Regions from separate parts of the Homo sapiens genome. Here region 2 is linked to region 1. A link is a contact called in ENCODE Hi-C data. All regions are on one chromosome and are shown on one strand. Each heading gives the region's core, a stretch centred on a gene start or an enhancer-like site at or near the end of the contact. The rest is flanking DNA. Distances are from core to core; before and after follow the strand shown. Region 1 overlaps SMCO4 (single-pass membrane protein with coiled-coil domains 4). Region 2 has its middle 24 kb from the start of SMCO4.

Region 1 (7,041 bases), core at 3,637-6,136:
AGATGAAGGGACTGCAGAGTTGAGCCACACTGGACCCAGCTCCCATTCAGCACCTTATGGGTGTGTGCCTTGAGCAGCTATTTTATCTCCCTGGGCCTCAGCTTTTCCCTGTAAGTTAGGAATAATAATTAGTACCTGCCTCACAGGGTTGTTGTGAAGATTAAAAGAATAATGTTTATAAATCTCTCAGCATATTACCTAATTAGTACTTGGTAATTGTAAGTAACTCCACCTATTTGTGTTCCCTTTTCCATATATATATGTATCTCTCTCTCTCTCTCTCTCTATATATATATATATATATGTATGTGTATATATATGTGTATATATGTATATGTGTATATATGTGTATATATGTATATATATGTGTGTGTGTATATATGTATATATATATGTGTTTGTGTGTGTGTGTGTGTGTGTGTGTGTGTGTGTGTGTGTGTGTGTGTATATATATATTTTTTTTTTTTTTTTGAGACGGAGTCTCATTTTGTCGCCCAGGCTGGAGTGCTGTGCCGCGATCTTAGCTCATTTCAACCTCTGCCTCCCAGGTTCAAGCAATTCTCCTGCCTCAGCCTCCCTAGTAGCTGGAATTACAGGTGTGCGCCACCACGCCTGGCTAATTTTTGTATTTTTAGTAGAGATGGGGTTTCACTGTGTTTGTTGGCCAGGCTGGTCTTGAACCCTGGACTTAAAGTGATCTGCCCACCTTGGCCTCCACAAGTGTTGGGATTACAGGCGTGAGCTACCACACCTGGCTAATAACTGTTTTAAAATGAGTGACTACATATCATATTTGCATATTACATAAGTAGACTTAATCTGGTAACATTAAAGAGAAGAGGTCAGGAGATTAGTAGCTGTCGGGGCAGATGAGGGTGGGGGCTATGGGAATTAAAAGGGATGAAGGTGGGAGGCTTCGGTGGAGGCCTTAGGTGGGGCAGGAGAGTTGAGTTGGGATGTTCTCTTCCAATACCATTGCTCCTGCAGAATCCCCTCCTTTGTGCACATCAGAGCCCCACACGCAGAGGCCTTTTCTCTTTTTTTAGATAGACTGAGGGTTAGGGGATTGCTAGTGCAACCTCTACCCTTTATTTCGAGGTGGCTGAGTGGGGCCCTGAAAGCCAAAGTGTCTGCCTCAAGCTACACAGATGGCCAGGACAGAGCACAAGTAGGCCCAGCTCTCTGTGCTCTGGGGAGTTGAGATTTCTTTCCCTTCTTCCCTGCACTGCCATGTGTTGCTTATAGCCAGATGCAGGAAAGAGACATGGTGTTAGGCACTTTACAAAGGTCTGCCGTTTACTCCTCCCAAGGTTCTTGTGAGATGAGGTTGAGATATGCATGTTCTTCTATTCCTACAGTGCCAGCCACAGGTTGATGTCTGCTGGTTTCATTCCCCTGGTCACCTGTAATCAAGGGGAGGGCAAAGACTGGATCCTGCTCCCTCTTTCCCACCACACCATGTATGTCGTTAGTTTTTCCTGCATGGAGCAGCTCTCCTGGGGACTGGTGTGGCAGTCAGTATTATTTATCGAATAAATGAGCAAGATCCAATTCAGTCTTTCCCTGGCTCTCGTGTCTCTGAAAAGAGAACATCTGCCTCTCCGTTTGGCCCTCTGGGATTAGTATAGCACCCCTGCCTGCCTTTAAGCTTATCCTCCTTCACTCAGAATTCATTCAGGAAATACACTGTTCTAGGTGTTGGTGATTTTGCACTGAACAGAAGGAGCCAAAATCCTGTTCTCATGGGGCCTATTTTCTAGTGAGGATGACAGACAATAGTGATTAAAATACACGACATGTTTATTAGGTTCCCAGGGCTGCTGTAACAAAGTGCCAGAAACTGAGTGGCTTAAACAGCAGGAGTATGTTTTCCCATGGATCTGGGGGCTCTGAGGGGAGTCTGTTCCATGCCTCCCTTCCAGCTTCTGGTGGTTGCTGGCCGTCCTTGGTATTCTTGGCTTGTGGGAGCATAGCTTCAGTCTCTGCCTCTGCTGTCTCATGGCATTCCCCTGTGTCTGTGTATGAGTCAGGGTGCTCCAGAGAGACAGAACCAATAGGACATAGACAGATAGATGAGAGGGGATTTATTAGGGGAATTGGCTCACATGACTTTGGAGGCTGAGAAGGCCTGTGACAGGGTGTCTGCAGGCTGGAGAACAAGGAAGGCTGGCAGCGGGACTCCGTCCAAGTCTAAAAGCCTCAGAACTAGGAAAGCTGATGGTGTAAGTCTCAGTTTGAGGTTGAAGACCTGAGAACCTGGGGGTTTGGGGGCAGGATGTGCTGGTGCAAGTCTTTCTTACTCAGTTGCCTGATTCAAATACCAGTCTGTTCTGGAAACACCCAGATGATGTAGTACTTTACTAGCTATCTGGATATCTTTTAGTTCAGTCAAGTTGACATCTAAAATTAACCATTACGGTGTGTGTCTCTGTTTTCTTATAAGGACACTAGTCATTGGATTAGGGCCCACCCTATTCTAGTATGACTGTGTGAACTCTGAATATCTGAGACAGGTCTCAATCAGTTTAGGGAGTTTATTTTGACATGCGCCTGTGACATGCACCTGTGACACAGCCTCAGAAGGTCCTGATGACATGTGCCCAAGGGGGTCTGAGCACAGCTTGGTTTTATACATTTTAGGGAGATATGAGACAATCAGTGTATGTAAGATGAACATTGATTTGGTCCAGAAAGGTGGGACAACTCGAAATGGGGCAGGGGCTTCCAGCTTATAGGTAGATAAGAGACAAATGGTTGCATTCTTCTGAGTTTCTGATTAGCCTCTCCAAAGGAAGCAAGCAGATATGCATTTATCTCAGGGAGCAGAGGGGCGACTTTGAAAAGAAAGGGAGGCAGGTTTGCCTAAGCAGTTCCCAGCTTGACTTTTCCCTTTAGCTTAGTGATTTGGGGGCCCCAAGATTTATTTTCCTTTCACAACTGCCTTTTTTTAAAACTGTGGCAAAAAACCCCATAAAATTTACCATCTTAACCATTTTTAAGTGTACAATATATTAATTAGTGTTACCTGTCTGCACATTACTATGCATCAGTATGACCTCATTGTGTTAGAGTTCTGCAGAGAAACAGAACCAATAGGGTTATGTGTATGTATATAAAGAGATTCATTATAAGGTGTTGGCTCACATGTTTATGAAGGTTAAGAAGTCCTAAGAGCTGCAGTCAGCAAGTTTGAGACCCCAGAGAGCCAATGGTGTAAGTTCCAATCCAAGTACTGAGGCCTTGAGACCCAGGAGAGCCAATGGTGTCAGTTCCAATCCAGGTACTGAGACCTTGAGTTCCAGAAGAGCCAATGGTGTAAGTTCTAGTCCAAAAGCCAGCAGGCTTGAGACCCAGGAAGAGCCAGTTTCTCAGTTCAGGTCAGTCCAAAGGCAGAAAAGACCAATGTCCCAGCTCAAGCTTACATACACTGCAAGAGGAATTCCCTCTTACTCAGGCTGTTTGTTCTGTTCAGATCTTCATTTGATTAGATGAAGTCCACCCAGATGAGGGAAGGCATTCTGCTTTATTCAGTCTACCCATTCAAATGTTAATTGTATCCAGAAAACATCCTCACAGACATACAAGGAATAATCTTTGGCCAAAAGTCTGGGCACCCATGGCCCAGTCAAGTTGACACATGAAATTAACCATCACACTCATCTTAAAATATTATATCTGCAAAGACCCTATTTCTAAATAAGCTCATATTCTGAGGTTCCAGGTGGACATGAGTTTTTTGGGACTCTGTTCTGTCCAGGTGGTATGTGAGATATTGGTGACTGCTGAAAAAGTGGAAGAGTCCCGCAGCAGAGGGGAAGGTGAGGTGGTCAAGGAGGGCTTTGCTGAGAAGGAATGTGTGCACTTGGGGCTGGAGAAGGGGGAGAGAGGGAGGAGCTGCTGTGTGGAGGAAGAGGATTCTGTGTGAAGGGGACAGCACAGGCAGAGGCCCTGAAGTGTAGGGACAGTACAATTTGAGTCCATTGTGTCAGGGGAGGAAAGGGAGAGGTTGGGAGTAAAGAAGAGGATGAGGATCAAGAGGTCCTTCTTTGCGTGGACTGTGGCCTTTGTTCTAGTAAGATGGGAGCCACTGTTGTGCCTGTGAGCATGAATGAAAGCAGGTAGTGTGGGCCAGCTCATTGAGGACTTTTCTAAGTTCAGATGGATGTAGCTGAGCTGTGTGTGTGCCTAGATATTTTGCAGCAGCTGTTTCTAGGCAGGTTTTTAAAAAATGTTAGTGCTGTACTGACCCTTGATCCACCACCCTTTCCTTTCTGTATGCTTTTCACCTACCCACCCACCCACACATAAACCACAAACACGAAGAAGAGAGAGCAAACAGACAAGGCTGTGGTGGCAGGAATTGCTAGGAAACTGTGTGCTTAGCTGCCCTGCTGTGAGCTGCAGGGCCTCACACGTGTGAACTGGTGGGCTCTTCCCCCCACGACCCCTTCAGCCTTGGGCCTGCCTGGTGAACGCCATGCCTGCCATTCAGGTGGTCTTTAACCTGGGTAGATTTAGAAAATGCCAAGGTCAGTGTGCAAGCTATGTGGATTCTTCTGGGCTTCCAGGATTCTTCTGTGTATAAAATCACTATGCTGTGAAAAGAGTTGAGTCAGCTCTCCTGGTCAGCAGGCCACATTTGGCCTTGAAAATGTGGGACAGGGAGGAACATCCAAGAGGACCTTTGGAGACAGTGAGTAGATGGCTGTGTGGTCTTGGTACGTGGGCCCAGGGCCCTCTGCTGCCAGCCTTGTTACTGGCCTACAAAGTGTTCACACATTGTTGTTCTTATTTGTCATAAAAACACTTCAGCCTGCAATCTGAGTATTGGTCATTAAAAAGAAGAAGGAACTCCAGGCGGAGGCTGGCCCTCAGCGGGCCTGGCCTGCTGGTCTGTGGCCTGTGTCGTCGGTTCAGTTTGCCCAGTTACTGGGGGAATCACTACTTCAGATTCCTTGGCCTTGGAGTTAAAGGGAAATATCCTTATTTGGTTGACATTTAATTTCCTTTTTGCCTCCAAAGGAAGGGGCCTGGCCCTTGTGTAATGAGGGCTCGGGGGAAGTGGGCTATATGGGGGCCTGATTTCAGACTCTCTCTGGGCTGTGCGGGGGCCTGATTTCAGACTCTCCTGCCTCCACTTACCAAGATAGTGCCAGAAGCAGCCTGCTTGGGGAGGTTATCTGGGAGGCCGATGTCATTGTGACCCCTCTGGGGAGCATCGCTTTAGAAGATAATTATGTGTAAGTGGAGATGAAAATAGAATTCTCCAGTGCCAGGAGCAGCTGCTCTTCCGTAGTGTTTCAGGAGTTGCCTTTGGGGCCCCTCCTTCCTCCCAAACAAAACACACCCATCCAAAATGAAAGTTGTGAAGATGATTCCTAGCTAGAAAAGTGAGTGTTACAAATGTGTTTTGTGAGTGTGTAATTCCAGAAGTTATTTTTAGGGTGTTCTTTCCTTAGCACATCAAAAGAGCTTCCTTAGAGGAACTGCCTTTTAAATTGCACAGCCTTTCTCTGCCAGAGTGCTACAGGAAGTTTTGACTCAGGTAGTGTTCCTTCAGAATCTGTGGAGGCAGGCTTTGCTTCCTTGTTATAGTTAGAACAGAAAGGCCTTGCCCACGAGTGGGAGCCAGACAGGGCTCCACGTGTTCCCCTCCCATAAGACAGCCTCCTTGTCCTATGCCCAGGGGTGGCTTTTGTCTCTGCTGACATGCCCCCAACATCTAGTAAATACGTACTTGTTGATGGACAGGATGTATTGGATGTGGGCCCTGGCATCTTTGCTGGGCTCTGAGTAGGCGGCATGCTGTGATTTCACTTAGAACCCTGAGAAGTTGGTCTTCTGGTATCCAGATTGGTACTGGAACATTAAGTTCTGATTTCATCACTGCTGCCTTCGATAAGTTACTTGCCTCCCTGGGCCTCAGTTCTCTCATCTTTAATCTAGAGGGTTGGATGAAATGATTGGCATGGGGGTCTCCCTTCACCTCTCCACCCACTCTGGGCAGCCCCTTGCACTGTCTCCCTGGTCACAGTGCGAGCTCCTGGAAGGTAGAGCCGGTTTAGGCACAGGGAACATGAACTTTTTATCCCAGCCAGCCTGATAAATACAGGGCTTCCCCAGAACTCAACATGCTTCAGCCCTGGTGCTCCCTGATGGCCTGTCTGGCCAGACCCCCAGAGTTCTTGCTTTCTGGGCCAACTTGGAGGCAGAGACGAGCAGGTGGTGGAGGATTTGGCTAAATCTCCATTCTGGCTCTGGAGGCGGGTGTCTCCAGTTGCTCAACCTGATCTCCTTGTTCTTTTCTCAAGTTTCACACAACTTTTTATCCTTTCCTTGAACAAAGGCTTTTTATTTCTGGATGATGTTGTGAGAAGTTTTTGTATTTATAAGTAAGGCAGAAAAGAATGGATCATAACTACAAAATTTTATATCAATTACATTCCAAATTTGTTAAGAAATATCTATGTGTAGGAAAAAGACCATAAAGTACTTTATTTTAGTGGTCATCTCTGGATTTTCATATTATAGGAGGGCTTTTTAAGCATTTTTTTTACAATGAGCATGTACTGTCTTTATAACTATTAAAATTATTAATGATAATTAATTATTATTTATTAGGATTTAGTATGTGCCAGACAATGTAAGAACTTGCCATTACAGTATCTTATTTAATTCTCACTGTGAACCTATGACATTCCTATTTTAAAAAAACAAAATATACTGGGTGTGGTGACTTGTACCTATAGGCCCAGCTACTCAGGAGGCTGAGTTGGGAAGATCACCTGAACCCAGGAGTTTGAGGGCTACATAGCAAAACCCATCCTGTTTCTTAAAAGCAAACAAATATTAACCTAATTTTTGTTATTGTGGTGAAATATACGTAAAAATTGCTTTTTTAGGCTGGTTGTGGTGTCTCATGCCTATAATCCCAGCCCTTTGGGAGACTGAGGCAGGAGGATCACTTGAGCCTAGGAGTTGGAGACCAGCCTGGACAATATAGTGAGACCCCATCTCTACAAAAAAATTTTTAAAAAATTA
Region 2 (7,041 bases), core at 2,061-4,560, 38 kb before region 1:
ACCTGAAGACATTTCACCTGCTGTTTGTTTTAGGGTTTAAAGTGAAATGCAGCCTTTATGCCACCCCTCCAGCCTGCCCTGGTATGATTTAACTTTCATTTGCTAGTGCATTTGTATTTCCTTGTATTTTATTATTTAAGAACTATTAGATAAAAATCAGAATGCAGAGCTGAGGCTCGATCAGCTGAAAAATCAAGCTGAATCAAGTTCTCTTCAGTCTTTAGCCATAGTTAAAGACACAAGGAGAAATGTTTTGTTACTTTGGGATACAACAGAAGCTGGAGGATTTAGTGTTTTATGTTTTTTTGTGTATGTGTTTGTTATTAAAAATCCTTTCTAACTTTAAAAATAAAATATGGGGCTGGGTGTGATTGCTCATGCTTCTAATGCCAGCACTTTGACAGGCTGAGGTGGGAGGATCACTTGAGGCTAGGAGTTCGAGACCAACCTGGGCAATGTAGCAAGACCCTGTCGCTACTAAAAAATAATGTGTTAGTCTACAAGATGCCAGAAAATTCTCACCAAGTTAACTAATCAGGGCATCATATAATGCAAAAACATGTTAATGGAAAAGATTTTCCTGCCAAATGTTCATAAAAAGCAGTCACATGAAATCCAAAGTTTCACATGGGATTCTTTAAATATGATATAGCAAGATATTATGATGTTGTCAGAAATGTTTGCAAAAGCCTCAGAATTAATTTTTCCCTTCTTAGTGCTCTTAAAGTGCCTTAGACACACCTCACTATAGTGCTTATTTGGGCATGATAATAAATTGTTGACAGTCTCTGCTGAGACTGTGAGCCTTTGAGGACAGAGCACGTTTCTTAGCTATCTGTGATAGGTCTAGCTTTTGTTATGGTGTGTGGCACATGGTAGTTGCAAAGAGAAAGGGAGCTAGAATCAGAGCTCTGTGCTCCAATCCTGCCCTCGTATTTTCAAACTGTGGAATTATGGCAAATGCTTAAACTCTGCAAGTTCCATTATTCTGTAAAAGGGAATCTCACTTCCTCACAGGGCTGCTGAGGGAGTGAAATGAGATATGTGTCCTGTATGTAGTAGGTACTAATAAATGTGATTGTCAAGGAATTAAGAACTAGATCCTGAGATTGCATCCAGGTTCTACATTTGCTGGCTGTGTGACCTTGGGCAAGTCACCTAACCTCTCTGAGCCTTGGCTTCTTATCTATATAATAGGAATAATAACATCTATATCACAGAGTTGTGGTGAGAAACAGATTTTAGACTTTTGTATTTAATGCATCCAAACCAAAGTCTAGTACTAACCTTTTATTTTTTCAAGTAAGAATGTTCCAGAAAAGAAACTATCATCTACTGTCACCATAAAAGGAAGAGTATCTAACACCAAAAAGTGAGAAAGATAAATTTCCTTAAACAGAAATATCTTTAAAAAGAAAAATACTTTCTAACATCCTTATTTTAGGCTGGTGAAAACTTTAGTCTTACACCAGCACCATCTGTGTCCAGACTCTTGAATCCATTAATAATGAAGATGAAATGAGATAATATGTATAAATAGCTGAGTGTAGAGCCTGGCACACAGAAAACACTAAATAAATATTAACTGCTACTATTTAATATTATTTTTGTCATGATTGCGTTGTTTAATTTTATGTGTCAACTTGTCTGGGCTAAGGGATGCCCAGATAGCTGGTAAAACATTATTTCTGAGTGTGTCTGATATGGTGTTTCTGGAAGAGAATAGTATTTTAATTAGTAGACTGAGTAAAGAAGATCGACCTTACCAATGCAGGAGGGCATTCTCCAATCTGTTGAGGGCCTGAAGAGAACATAAAAGTGGAGGAAGGACAGATTTGTTTTTTCTGCTTAGGTTGGGACATCCATCTTCTCCTACCCTGGACATTGGCACTTCTGGTTCTTTGGCCTTTGGGCTGGAATTGACACCATTACCCCCTTATCTCAGTCCAAAGGCTGAAGTTCCAATGTACACTAAATTACACCACTGGCTTTCTTGGTTCTCCAGCTTATAGATGTCGGGTTGTGGGACTTCTCAGCCTCCATAATCACATAAGCCAATTCCTATAAATTTCCTATATGTGTCCTATATATAGGATAGCTCTCTATATATCCTGGAGAATCCTAAATAGTACAATCATCGTAAGTTAAAATACTTAAATTTTCTATTAGAAAGTTTGATAAATGAATGAATGAAATGCCTGTTATATTTGTACTCAGTAGAGCTAAAGAATGAAAAGAGGTAACGATATATATAACTGATCAGAAGTTTTGGGAATAACAATGTTACTGGCAAATACTCAAAACCAAATACAAGTGTTCACTGAGAGCTTCCTGTATTTCAGGTGCTCCTCTTAGTATTTTACATGAATAATTTTATTTGTGCTTCATGAAAACTCCATTTATCCCATTTTTACAGATGAGGCAACTGAGGCACAGAGAGGTTATATAACTTACTCTAGGTTACCTATTAGTAAGTGTTGTGGCTGTGATTCCAACCCAGGCAATCAGACTTTATCACTTGGACTTCAATACCATGATATTCTGTCTCCTTATAGTAAAGATAAAATATACAATAAATTCTAATTTAAATGAATATGTTATGTAAATAGAAAGAAGAAACAATGGACAATTGACAGGAAGGGCAACGGGTTGCATCATTGAACTAGATTTGGGGCAACCTTAGAAAGGAGTCCCATAATCATATTCATTTTTATGTAAAAATGTCATGCTCTAGAAATGTGTCAGCATTTGAGTGCAGTTGAAGAATTTGATGTGTCAAGGGTTGAGCACCTTGGCACATCACCTTTACTTTCTGCTGGGCTTCTCTTGTTTGGTTTTCTGAAGTGCAACATACTTTTGTTAGTTTGGAAAGGGTGGGTGAGGGATGGGACTGAGGGGAAGAATGATGGTTTGGCTCTGAGCCTTGTTTTCAGCATTTTGAATTCATGGTATTGCAAAGACAGCAAGGGAAAACTACTGGGTGGGCACCATATTCCAGCTGGAGTAGGGGTGACAGGCCAGACAGGCAGCGTTAGCTTGCTTGACACTACTTGGGTGGAGCCTAGGCTAATGAATCACTCACTCCGTAAAGCAGCCACTGCTTCCTTGCTGTGCACCAGCTCCATGGTGCAGGCCAAAATCCAGCTCTGGCAATGAGCCTGTGCAGAATATAGTAAAACAAGAGGTCACATTTTCCCAGAGCTTCGCTGCCAAAACGTGGCAAGTGCCCAGCTGAAATTGGCAGTAGTGGACACCCAAACCTCCCTCCAGCCAAAAGCAGAGAAGCTGGCTTCTTGGAGATGGTTCAGCCACAGCCATGCCCTGGGTCATTCCCAAGCCAACACTTCACAGCAGGGCCCCAGGAGGACCCGCCAAGGTCCTGGTGTCACAGCAGGGGCTGCCAATGTGAGTTGCTCTTTTGACGACCGGAGACCTCCCAGCTGGGTTGAGGCTAAGCCTCCGAGATTCACAGGATGCCAAATCACACAGGCCTTCCGTCTTCTCATTATTAATCTTGTTTCTTATTAACCCAAACAAATATTCTGGCCTTGGCTCCAGTGTTATTCAGGACAAAAATGATATCCTTTTTGGGATTCAAATTGATAGCATTTTCTTTGTTTCAGGTGCTGTCCCTAAGCTCTTTTTCTGAATTATCTGTCTCTCACAAGCACCCTTTGCAGGAAAAGACATGAAAGTGAAGAGAGATGAAGTAACTCACCGAAGAGCACACAGTGAGCACACACATTGAGAGTCCAGGTTAACTCCAAAGTCTAAGAGCTTTCACCACATATTGGTATCTCTGTCTTGTGACGGTTGTGAAAAGAATTATTATTTAAGTATTCATGTCTCTATTTTCTTCCCAAATGGTTTCTATTAGGTTGGTGCAGAAGTAATGGTTTTGCCATTACTTTCAGTGGCAAAACCCACAATTACTTCAATAGTTTCTTGAGGGAAAGGACCTGGCTCTAAAATAAATTAATGCCAACCTGGCTCTAAAATAAATAAATCAATAAATAGAGTCACCCAGGCGGGAATGCAGTGGTGTGGGACCATTTCCACTGCAGTGTTTCCATAGTATTCATTCATGCATTTGGGAAATATTTATTGAGCACTTATTATGTGCCAGGGATTATGCCAAGCATTTGCCAATAAAAAGGCAAAAAGTCACTGGGCCCGCTCTTTGGGAGCTAATAATCCTATGCAGGGTAATACCCAGGGAAGTCAATGAGTTATTACAAAATAACAAGGTTGACCCCACATAGGGTATGCAATTCTAGCAGTTCTTACCAGCTATTTATAGACTATTCACATATTTTATGTATTTATCTTGTATTTTATTCTAAATGCAATTAACAAGAGTATTCTCATAAAAATAGTTAAATTAATCCAATGGTGGTGTGGCATAATAAGAAATATGTATTTGGTCTTTGCCCAGGGTTTCTGACACACAGCTCCCATATCCCTTGGAACCTCTGGAGTGATAGGAACATCTCTTGTTCTAATGAGATAACTCTTGGTAGGCTCTTGGATGGGGGTAGTCACCAGAAAGACCAAACCTTGATAAGCAGCCTGAAATTTTCAGCCCCAAACCCTAACCTCTGGGAAGGGGGAGAGAGGTTCCCTATATGATGAAACCTCCATAAAAACTCCTAAACTTTGGGATTTGGAGAGCTTCCACGTTGGTGAGCATGTTGAGGTGCTGGGAGGGTCGTGCTTCTAGAGAGAGTATGGAAACTCTACCTGCTACCCTTCCTTTTTTGCTCCTCTGCATCTCCCATTTGGCTGCTTCTGAGTTGTATCCTTTATAATAAACTGATAAATGTAAGTAAGATGCCTTCCTGAGTTCTGTGAGCCATCCTAGCAAATTATCAAACCTTAGGAGGGGTCATGGGAACTCCTGATTTATAGCCAGTCAGTCAGAAGTACAGGTGCCGTGGGACCTGTGACTGGTGTCTGCAGTGCGAGTAGTACTGTGAGACTGAGCCTTTACCTTGTGGGATCTGACACTAACTCTGAGTAGTGTTGGAATTTAGTTGAATCATAGGACGCTCAGTTGCTTCTCAGAAAATTAGTGAATTGGTCGCTGGAAGTGGAAAACACCACAGTGGGCTTCTTGAGAGACCAACATAAATATGTTCATAACTAAACATGGGCATCAGAAAATACAAACATCTTCTGTCAAAATTGTGAAAATTGTGTAGCAGACTTAAAACATATAGATTTCATCTTTATGAACAAAATAAAAGATGGATGTTTAAACATTTTGTGTTATTAAGTTCCTGTCCAGATTATTACAAAGACCTCCCAACTATCTCCCCTTTTCTTCTGTACCCTGCTTTAATCCCCCTGCACAGAGCAGCCAGGTGATCTTTTAAAACAATAAATCAGACCATGTCCCTTACCAGCTAAAAGCCCATTAATAACTCAGAATTGTTGTTAGATTAAAACCCAAATTTCTTATCATGGGCTGCAGTGATCTACATGATCTATCTCCTATCTGTCCAAACTGATATGATGATGACGATGATGATGATGATGATGAAAAATAGACTGCATTTATTGAGCATCCACTAAGCACTTTATATGCTTACTCTCATTTAATCTTTTTTTAAAAAAATACCAACCAGAATTAGCTAGAATTTCATTTAATCTTCATGACAACCTTATCTCTCCTCCTCTCTAATTTATGTGGCAGCCGTACTTTGCTCCTTTCTGTTCCAAATGCTCGCAGAGCTCTTTCCTACCCCCAGGGCCTTTGTACTCGCTGTCCCCTTGGCCTTGGAAATGCTAGCTCCAGCTCTTCTCACAGTTGGCTTGTGTGCACCCACCAGGTGTCAGCTCAAATATCACCTCTTTGGAGAGGCTGCCCTTGACTACCCAATCTAAGCAACTTTCTCCAGTTATGATGTCCTTTTCTGCTGATGGGTTCTTGCTGATAATTTACTGGAGCCTTTCACGGTCATGTTTATGTCTTTTATTGTGCTTGTCTATTTCCCCATCTGGAATGTTTTGTAAGCTTTGTGATGGCATCTTCCTCACCACTGTCTTGTTTACTACACCAGTGCATGGTATGTGCAAGGAACAGAGGCTCAATATGTATATGACAAATGAGTTGATAAATGTATCTTATGAATATTAAGTAATAAATGCTAAAAAAAAAAACAGCCCATACATTTCTTCTAAGTAATGACCATCTACTCAGGTCAATATTTAATAATTTAGCAGGCCCGGATTTCTTTTTCTATTTCTTTTTTTTTTTTTTTTGACGGAGTTTTGCTCTTGTTGCCCAGCCTGGAGCGCAATGGCGCGATCTCGGCCCACTGCAACTTACGCCTCCTGGGTTCAAGCGATTCTTCTGCCTCAGCCTCCAGAGTAGCTGGGATTACGGGCATGTGCCACCACGCCCGACTAATTTTGTATTTTTAGTAGAGATGGGGTTTCTCTATGTTGGTCAGGCTGGTCTTGAACTCGCGACCTCAGGTGATCCACCCGCCTTAGCCTCCCAAAATTCTGGGGTTATAGGCGTGAGCCACCACATCCGGCAAGCCTGGATTTTATATGGTCACTAGATGTGTGTGTATTTGTTGGCTAAGTGATCATAAGAAAAGCAGGTCCAGATGAACCTTAGGGAAACCTACCTAGGTGTTTTAGATATGGCTGGATGATAAGGTGAGTACTAGCACACTGTTAGAACAGAGAGCTGTGGAGGAAGGAGTGATGAGCTGTCTGGGGCTGTCAGAAAGGCTGATGATAATTCAGGCAGCAGGTGAATCCTCTTTGGGTGGGTGGTGGCTTGGTGTGGGTGGAGCTTGGGATAGATAGGATAAGGATGGAGGGATGAGGAGTGGCAGAAGATGAGACTGAAGGTTAGACTGCAAACAATGGAGAAAGGTGGTGAGTGCTGTGCTAAGGAGGACAGATTTTGTGCTGGAAGCAATGGCCTTGGAAATGGGGAGGGGCTTAAAAAATCATGATTAGGTTAATGTCATATAGAAGAGGGGACTTGGATGGAGAAAGCAAATACTGCAGGCAAGACACGAG

What was found. Hi-C counts contacts between places; a loop is a spot of excess contacts on that map. Pooled maps may share reads with other maps.
Region 2: a loop to region 1 is called in a map of psoas muscle, with 13 times the contacts of the local background. The contact joins two enhancer-like sites. A Hi-C loop is called at or near these places in 5 of 168 maps with a recorded cell type or tissue (Right ventricle myocardium inferior, ascending aorta, gastrocnemius medialis and 2 more) and 3 of 50 pooled maps.

Annotation. Positions count from the first base shown.
Region 1 is chr11:93,527,621-93,534,661 of GRCh38, reverse strand. All of the region lies in intron 1 of SMCO4 (single-pass membrane protein with coiled-coil domains 4), which reads left to right. Among named protein-coding and RNA genes, the nearest start is that of SMCO4, 12 kb to the left of the region's middle. Within about 2 kb of position 4,886, at least 21 of the 41 ENCODE cell types and tissues checked have a DNase peak (open chromatin) inside an H3K27ac peak, as active enhancers do; they include ascending aorta, gastrocnemius medialis and psoas muscle, where a contact is called at or near this core.
Region 2 is chr11:93,563,805-93,570,845 of GRCh38, reverse strand. No RefSeq gene overlaps it. Among named protein-coding and RNA genes, the nearest start is that of SMCO4, 24 kb to the right of the region's middle. Within about 2 kb of position 3,310, at least 10 of the 41 ENCODE cell types and tissues checked have a DNase peak (open chromatin) inside an H3K27ac peak, as active enhancers do; they include ascending aorta, gastrocnemius medialis and psoas muscle, where a contact is called at or near this core.